Regions from separate parts of the Homo sapiens genome. Here region 2 is linked to region 1. Evidence: read pairs that join two places in POLR2A ChIA-PET (ENCODE). Cell type or tissue: Caco-2. All regions are shown on one strand. Links, peaks and the distances in the headings refer to the core of each region. The heading gives the core; the rest is flanking DNA. Region 1 overlaps ST7 (suppression of tumorigenicity 7). Region 2 holds the start of CFTR (CF transmembrane conductance regulator).

What was found. Peaks named below come from ENCODE experiments on the same cell type or tissue, not always from the same donor. Only the 100,000 strongest peaks of a DNase experiment are listed, where the experiment ranks them.
Region 2: POLR2A ChIA-PET joins it to region 1 with 6 read pairs; 1 of 35 experiments calls an interaction of 5 or more read pairs at or near these places.

The regions. Positions count from the first base shown.
Region 1 is chr7:117,146,660-117,151,061 of GRCh38, reverse strand. All of the region lies in intron 9 of ST7 (suppression of tumorigenicity 7), which reads right to left. Among named protein-coding and RNA genes, the nearest start is that of ST7-AS2, 3.3 kb to the right of the region's middle. In Caco-2, for the core only: no CTCF peak of the experiment used is centred there; a DNase peak (open chromatin) is centred at 1,911.
Region 2 is chr7:117,478,293-117,482,694 of GRCh38, reverse strand. It overlaps CFTR (CF transmembrane conductance regulator), which reads right to left and starts at 2,670. Exons shown (of 27, transcript NM_000492.4): 1 at 2,548-2,670. The coding sequence starts at 2,600. RefSeq lists cis regulatory regions at 2,608, 2,852-2,859, 3,010, 3,412, 3,487, an enhancer at 2,703-2,729, promoters at 2,648-2,773, 2,601-3,233, 2,635-3,421, 2,634-4,385, 2,634-4,402 and a silencer at 2,977-4,402. In Caco-2, for the core only: a CTCF peak has its summit at 1,525; a DNase peak (open chromatin) is centred at 2,804; H3K4me3 peaks cover 3,976 bases.

The DNA.
Region 1 (4,402 bases), core at 332-4,331:
TGAATGAGGATTTCAGCAGTGCTGTTGGAAGAAGTGACTAGACTGTGTACATGCTTTGGCAGTAAAGCCAATGAGGACTTGCACATATTAATTGAATGTGAAAGGTGAGGCAAAGAGAGGAATCAAGGATAACTCCTAGGTTTTTCACGTGAGCAACTAAGTAGATGTAATGTGACTTACCAAGATAGCCAAGATAGTGAAGAAACAGATTTGGCATAAATGATTGGAAAGTTCAATTTTTTTGACATATTGAGTTTGAGGTACTTATTAGATACCTAAGTAATGATGTCAGGTAGGCAAATGAATATAAATCTGGAGTTCAACAGAGAAGAGGGAAATACAACTATAGGAGTCATTACCTTACAGCCTGTATTTAGAATTGATGGCCAAGTGAGACGGCTGGAAAGGGAGTGTCACAGGGAAGAATGGAGGCCCAGGCAGAGGCTGCAGCCCTCCAGCACTGAGAAGCTGCAGGCAGGAAGAGCCAGGGAAAAGATGGAGAAGGAGCAGATGGAGAGGCAGAAGAGAAATTACACAAGTGAGAGACCCAGACAGCAGGAAAGAGTGTTCCAGGAGGGAAGTAACTGAAAAGAGGTTACAACTGAAATGCCAAACTGGCCACCTGAAGAGCTTAAAAAAGCTAAAACCAGAAACAGAAGAGTCAAGAGAAGATGGAACACTATGAAGAATTTTTAGGCAATGTAAAGCTTATGGAATATGGGTAACTGCATGAAAAGAGTGGACAACATTACCTCCTAAAATACTTTCAGGGAGAGATTCAAACAAAAAGGAAACAGAATCCCTGAGGACCTCAGCACTTGAAGGCATGAGGCACAGAAGAAGCCAGAGAACAAGACTGGGTTTAAGTCTATACCCATAGTGACTAGACACTCCAGTTTCTCCTTCCCACCTCAGACAACCACGAAACCAGGGATATCAGGCAGAGTGAGGGACTGAGCGAGGCCTGGTGCTAACAACAGAATAATTAAGGTGACAGTCTGGATAATGAACGACACAGCTCTGTCTCCCAACCTGATCCCAGAAACACTGGCAGTCAGGTGTATAGTCCACAAGGAAAAGACCTGACGATCTTTCCATGGAGGAAATGAACCACCACAGAAAAAAAGATCCAGGTACTGACATTTGAGGGCAGTGTGTGATTAAATGATAAGCCAGTTGCCCGGGCAACCACAAGTAAACCCTATCAGGCAATCATCCCTAGATAGAAACATACAGCCTCCAAAAGCTTTTTGGTGCTTGGTTTTAAATGTTAACATTTAGCCAAGGATAACTAGACTTCTGAAGTAAGTTCCTCCAATTAAAAAAAGAAAAAGGAGGAAAGACACAGTAAAAGAAGCAGAACCAAGTTTTAAGAAAAACAAAAAAACCACAGCTATCCATCCAAATTAGAATAAAATGTCAATGGGCTCAAAAAACAATGCCTTCAAAAAAAAAAAAAAAAAAAAAAAGGTAGGACACGGACAGTCAAGGTGATAAAATGAAATACTTGCATATAGCAAAAATTGGAGGGTGAGAATACCTCTACACACCTAAATGCCAGAGGAGCCCATCAGAGTAGGAGCAGAGAGCATCTCTCCAATGAAAACTTGAGAAGGGCCCCTCCTGACCCTCCATGGAACAATAAGAAATCATGAATCAAGAGTGGAAAATGGGACAGTGATACATTAAGCTGTAAGGACAGCCCACCTGATTTAAAGAAATGGGTGTTTAGGGGTAGGAAGGTCGGTGGTAACTATCTTTACTCTGTTTAGGCAGTAATGATTTTACTGGTGAAAGAGTAAAGATGTCCTACTAGAGCCTAAGCTTGTATTTAAATGGCTCAGTGGGAGGTCCCAGAAAGCAGGTTTGTGTACCTGAGGATTCTTGAGTCACAAAGGTAACTTCCCCAGGCCCAAGGAGAGGGCAAAGGCTAACCAGGGTATCTGCTCTTAACAAGCAGTAGAGATAGCGGTCCAGGAAGAAGGATATGATCAACGCTTTTGCATTGATTATTTAAAAGGGAAACCCAGGAGACCCAATTCATTGTCCTCCCTGGTCATCGCATGCATTGCTGGCTTTGCCTGTTTTCTGGTTTCTGTTCCTGGTGGCCCAGGTCTGAAATAAGTCTGTTTCCAGTGATCACCTCTCTGCTTACCCTAGAAATCAACAACTTCACTGGCTTCTGCTCACAGAAGCAACCCTGCCAGCCCAGCAGAAACTCAGACATCAGTGCTCCCCACACATCTCACAGAAGGAAAAGCTGTTCACAAATGTCCATGGTTGCCTCCTGATTTAGGGTGGGAAGCAGGGCACCATATGCTAAATTAATTCTATCATTTGGGAATAATTTATAGATATTGACATAGTGATAGGCTTAGTAACTGATCAAGAACCATAAATATAAGTATGGATCTTAGTGAGTTGGGAATATCAGAAGAATAAAACAGAAATTTAAAATGTTGAATCAGTGGAAGATATTTTCAATGGGAGAGAAAGTACGACATAGAAAACATGAAAGACAGCACACACGCTCAAAAAAAGCAGTAATTATTCTGTTACTCTCTATAAACACGAATGGGATAAACATAGCAATCAAAAGTATAAAACCCTCAGATTTGAATAAAGACAATATTCATCAAAAATTTTACAGATCCAAATGATCCATCAAAAACTTATAGGAAGCTTGATTATAAAATTTAGACAACAATAAACCAGTTAAATATGAATCACAATAAGTTAGAGTAGGTATTCTTAACATATGTTAAAAAATTCAAGGAAGATAAATATAAGAGACATTATATACTCATAATAACATATCAGTAAGTCATAATAATCACCAACATAAACGCACCCAACAACAAAACCTCAAAATATATAAAGGAACAAATAACTGAGCATGCAAAAAACAGATTAATAAACAGTTGGAGGTGAATATTCTATCACATTCTTCTTAGAAACTGATAGAGCAAAGAGACAAAATAAGCTGATATATGAGATTTGAATAATATGGTTTATAAGCTCAAACTAGTAAATACATACAAATCTTTATACCCAACAGGGATTATATTCCCTTCAAACACAGATATAACATTTATTAAACCTGACCATATGCTAGGCCTCAGGGGAAGTGACCATAAATTCTCCCCAAATCAATATCATATGATGTATGCTTTCTAAGCATAATGTAAAGAAAAAAATCAATCAATGACGAGGGGTAAAACATACTATACAGGGTAAAATGAAATTTAAAAGAAATTTAAAAATGCTTAGGATCAAATGGTAAAAAGGCAACAAACACAGAGGATAGAGGGGGAGAAGGATGAGGAGGAGAAGAAACAATAATACAAATATGGAAAGAAAAAACAGAATAAAAACAAAAAAGTTGAGGAAATAAACTAAACCTAATTGTTTTTAAAAGACTGGCAAAATAGACAACCTCTGCCAAGACTAATCAGGCAAAATAAGAGTAAAAACTAGCCAAATAAAATACAAAATGAAAAGGAAGAAAAAAACTACATAGTATTTTTAAATTATGAAATAACATCATGAAAAGCTATATGTAATAAATTTTTAAAATATATAAATATGTATATTAAATATAGACGTGCTTGAAGCAGAGCCTAGTACTGAGATACATGGGCATAGTCAGGTATTGCTCGTAAGAATTTAATCATAGGCAGCCATTCTGAAGAGTGAAATTGCAGGACTCACTGGAATCTAGCACGTATATAATCCCACAGCCTAATGAATGTTTCTCACATGTCTACAAGGATGTTCATTGCAGCACTGCTGGGATAACAGGAAGTTGGAAGAAACCTGGAGTTCCTTCACTAGAGGAAAGGTTAAGTAAAATAGAGTAAGAACACAACATGGAATATGATGCAGCAGTTAGAAACTGCAAACTAGATGCAAGAGGTACATAGAGCAAAAATGGACAGATTGAAAAACAGTGTTGAGTAAAACAGGGAAGAAGCAGAGATCTATAGACATATAAATTAAACACACAAGACACTACATTCTGTATTCTGCAAAGACTGTTATAGTCACAGTTTCTCTGAAATCAATTAGATTTTATCTTCCTGAAGTTCCTCACCAACTATATTTTAAGAGGGATCTAATCAAATCCCCCAAAATGTCCCAACAAAGTATACATTTGTCATAGTCCACAAAAAGATCAAGAAGTCACTACTTAAGATAACAATGAATAGGTGCTCTCTCAAATGTAACATGTTCAAAACTGAACTCGTAATTTTCTCTCAAAAAACCTCTCTCACCCCAGACTTCCACATCTTAGCTGACACAAACTCCTTCCCTTTCAAGGCAAATATTTAGAATCAGCCCTGACTTCTCTTTTTTCTTGTACTGCATATCTGATTAATTAGCAAATTCTGCTAGTCCTGCC
Region 2 (4,402 bases), core at 335-4,334, 330 kb before region 1:
ATCTCTGTTGGTGACCATTTATAAATCAATCCCACTTGTATATGAATTATAAATTATATGCTAATATATCACTTCTAGTTTAAAAATAGCTTCCTATTTCATAAATGTTATTTTCATAAAAGTTTCAATTTAATGTACTTGTTTGCTCTGATAGTCATGAACTACCTGAATTTTTCATGGTGAAATTCTCTCTTAGATTATGTTTATTTTATATATATATATGGATTATGATAGTTCAGATGTTCTTCAAATTTTATACTTGATGTGAAATCCACACAAAATTAAGAAAGTAAGAAATAACTTAGATTTTTTTTCCAAACTTTTTGGTTTTCCAATGACAAAACCTAGACATATAAAGAGATATTCAATACAATCTATAACTCATACCATAATAATTTTACTCTTTTATGACTCTCAAACTGAAGGGATCCTATTCAGAAAGTTAAATTCTAAGGCATTTAACAACATACAATAGAAACATGTGACGTGTTTCCTGTATATCTGGTAAGGCCATGTGAAACACAATTTTTCATAAATTAAATTCTCATACAGGCCCACTCATTGCATATCCAGATTGAGAGTCACAAAATTATACTCAAAGATGAATTGAGCATCTTATATTAACAAGGTGCATGTACTGTGATGAATGTGAAAATATGGTAATCCATAATAATAGCAGTTAACATTAGGCTAACTTTTCACATTCATTTTCTCAAGGGATTAACCCCTATGACAGTCTCCAAATTTTAAAGGTCAAGTCACACACAGAGATGTTAAGGGACCTGCCTCAGGCAACAGAGCTACTAAACAGTAGATGTAGGATCTGAATCAAAATAATCTGACTCCAAAGCCTACCACTTTGAAAACTAAGCAATACTGCCTAACTTAATGCAGAAAATATGTTTTTTACACTTTTAGAATTGCAGTCCAGAAGGCCAGAAGGAAGTTTGTAATCATTGGTATTTTAGGTGATTGTCAGTTCCTATAAATAGTAGGAACTTAACTTTTAAAAACATACCTATTCTTAAAGCACCTTATGAAATATTTTGGAGAACAGAAATGAGTATGCTCTTAACACACTTAGCAGCCTTTGTAATACATTTTCTTTGCAAACCAGCCTGATAGCATTTTTTAACCTATATTAAATGTGTCAGGTGATTTGTAAAAAGAAAATTATATAAAAACCCACTTTGACAGATCAATAGTAAGCTATTTTAAAGTTCATTAGTATTTAGAACTATCCATGAAATATTCATTCTTCTGAAAACTGCATTTTTAGACTGGTTGGCATTTAGGTTCCTCAAAGTTCTCTGCTAAAAAAAGTCTATAATTTATGCCAATTAACATTTTGACTTTATAAGGACTAGGAAAACAGATCAATAGATAAGCCGATTTTATAGGTGGAGTAACAAAAGGTGGATAACATCAACACAAAAAGATAATTCCAAAGAGTAAAGTCCTTCTCTCTCATCCACAGGGAGGAGCTCTCCTTCAAGGGCCAACAGTCTCTCCTTAGCACCGGAGTTCCAGGATTAACTGCACATGCAGAGAACTAAACATAAGAGAGATGTGAAAGCTAAATTCCTTCCCCCCTACACACATATATGAGCTATTTATAACATATTTGACTTTTTTGATACCTCAGTATGCTTATTCATTGGGTAATTATGTGTCAAGTAATGTCCCAAGAGAGAGCAGTACCTATTCATTCATTCACACCAGTATAATAACAGGAACAAAGTAGATGCAATATCCAAAGAACACTTCAAATATGAAGTGCTACATCTAACAACACTTTGCCTAAGATTCCGAACTTAGATGCTATTTTAAAAAATCTCATTAAAGTTTGCAAGCTTCTGTGGCTCATCACATTAGGCTATGAATACAATTTATTAAATGTCAGTTGGATATAACTTCGGTATCTATTCCTATGGCTTTTAAAATTTATAGCTTGTGAAGTAACTTTTTTCAAAATAAATATTTCAACAAATTTGCTTTCAATTTTTGAAGAATCATTTACCTGTGACAAATACTAGATATATCCAGTCTCATAACAATAAATACTTTAAGCATATATTTTCTACCTACCCCAAAATTTTTGTTGGCTGAATTCAGTCAAGAAATGTTTTCTGAGCACTTACTATATGCAGGCATGGCACCTGTATGTGCCAAGAAGACAATCAAGTGTCCAAGGCATGAAGGGGGAAAACCAATAAACCATACTTAGGTACTTATTAACAAGTATTTTTAGTTTCTTAGAAAAATGAAATAAAACAAGTGCATAGTAGCGTACTTGAGTCTTGAGATTCTAACTTTTCAGTTGCAAGTAGATGTGGCTCTCTATTCAATCAGCTTCAGTTCATTCTTCCATCTCTTCTTAATGCTTTCTGTTTTATTCTACAATACCCACATTTTCTTTCAAAACAATGAATGATAGCGCATCTTTTTAAAAACTGCTTATTCCTTTACCCCAAACCCAACCCATACACACGCCCTCCTCTTTCGTGGGCACGTGTCTTTCCGAAGCTCGGTTGGCCACCTTCTCACCTGAAAAAAAGTTTGGAGACAACGCTGGCCTTTTCCAGAGGCGACCTCTGCATGGTCTCTCGGGCGCTGGGGTCCCTGCTAGGGCCGTCTGGGCTCAAGCTCCTAATGCCAAAGACCTACTACTCTGGGTGCCTGCCGCTCAACCCTTTTTCTCTGACCTGCTGTGATGTCATTTGCTTCCAATTCCCCCCACCCACCCCTACTCCGCACACCACCCCTTCCTTTTGCTCTTTCCCCCGCCTTCACTGCCCAGGTTAAAAGCCGAGTGCTGCCTGGTCCGGCCCCAAATTTGCTCTAGCGGCTTTCTCCACCCACTACGCACCCCCGCCAGCACCCCTCCCGCTCCTTCCTCCTCTCCTCCTTCGCTCCCTCGCCGCCCCGCACCTCCCTTTCCCGATTCTGACTCCCAGCCTCCCTCCCTCGCGCGCGCTCCTTCCAGGTCCGTGTCCTTACCGCCCAGCACCAGGCCCATCCCGCAGGTGGGCGACAGTCGCGGCCTCTCTTTAGGTCCAGTTGGCAACGCTGGAGGACAGAAGAAGCCACCGGCGGGAGAACCGGCTCCCCGGAGAGCTTCCTAGACCCTCCTTCGCGTCAGGGTCCGCCAGACCCAGGACCCGCTGCCACCAGCTTCCCCGGAGCCTGCCTTCCTCCTCCTCCTCCTTTTCCCGATGATCCTAGTCGGGTTCCTGTTACGTTTGCAAGGTGCATTTTGAAAAGGGAAGGAAAATGTGCCTTTCGTATATCAAAATACAGCCTTAGAGAGCCGAAAAGTTCCGCGGCAGTGTGGGTCTGATGCATTTACCTTAGCGCTTCCTTTGCGTGTCGGAGAAAAGAACCAAGCTTTATTAGTTTCAGGTTTAGGTGAGTGAACTCCAAGGGTGGCACAGAAATCTTAGGACACGTACTGAAAGAGAAAAAAAAATCTGCAAGGAGGTAAGAGGAGATAATGCTTTGCGTAATTACCGGCCCAGGATGTGTTCCTTGTCTATCCTTTTTAGCCCAGTGCGCATTTTTAAGGAAGGCTTTGGAGTGTTTTAGCGATAATGACAAGGAACAATGTAAACTAACCCGCCCTCCTATAGATTTCCTAGTCTCAGTCAGCAAAACATCTTGACTAATCCACCGAAAGGAAGCCAAGCAGTCTTTGAAGCGAAGGTAATGTGTTAACTTTGACCTGACTCAGAGAAACGCCATCTTCAACTCTCTGAGGGGCATCTGGGCATTCCCAGGCGTAGGCGCCTTCCTTCTGAGAATTTTGTGTAGGATTGCCTGTGTCTCTGACGGTTTTTAAAGAGCCAACCCTCTAATCCCTGAACCCTACTGTGTAAAAGCAAGCATACATTGTGTTTGAATTGAAAAATTCAAAGGAAAGTAAAAATTTTGGCCTGATTACTTTATTGCCGACACATCTAAGGCAAGGGTCTTGTGAATTATCTTGTTGTTGACTTGTGGTCACCCAAATACAGTACAAATAAAATGTGCATTTCATGATGGAAAGACAAGAACCTGTGTTGAAAATAAAGAATGTGTTCAGCAGGTTTTCATAGCTCTGCTTTGCCCTTCCGTGGGCAAAAGCATACCTTTTTTTCTTGATATTGTAAAGTAAGATTTAGAAACATTTAATCTTTATTATCCTAAATTTGAATAGTAGAGAAAAGAGCAAAGAGATAAACCACATTGCATTAAGTTAGACACCAGGAAAGAATTTCAGCATTTTTAACTCACCATCCACTCTGTTGTTTGAAATCCTCTACCTGTGTTTTCATCTCTCCATTATGACAAAAAATTGTGAGACTCTGTCTTCACTATTGACTTTTCCCAGACATGTGATTGAACTCACCACATCCACTTCCCC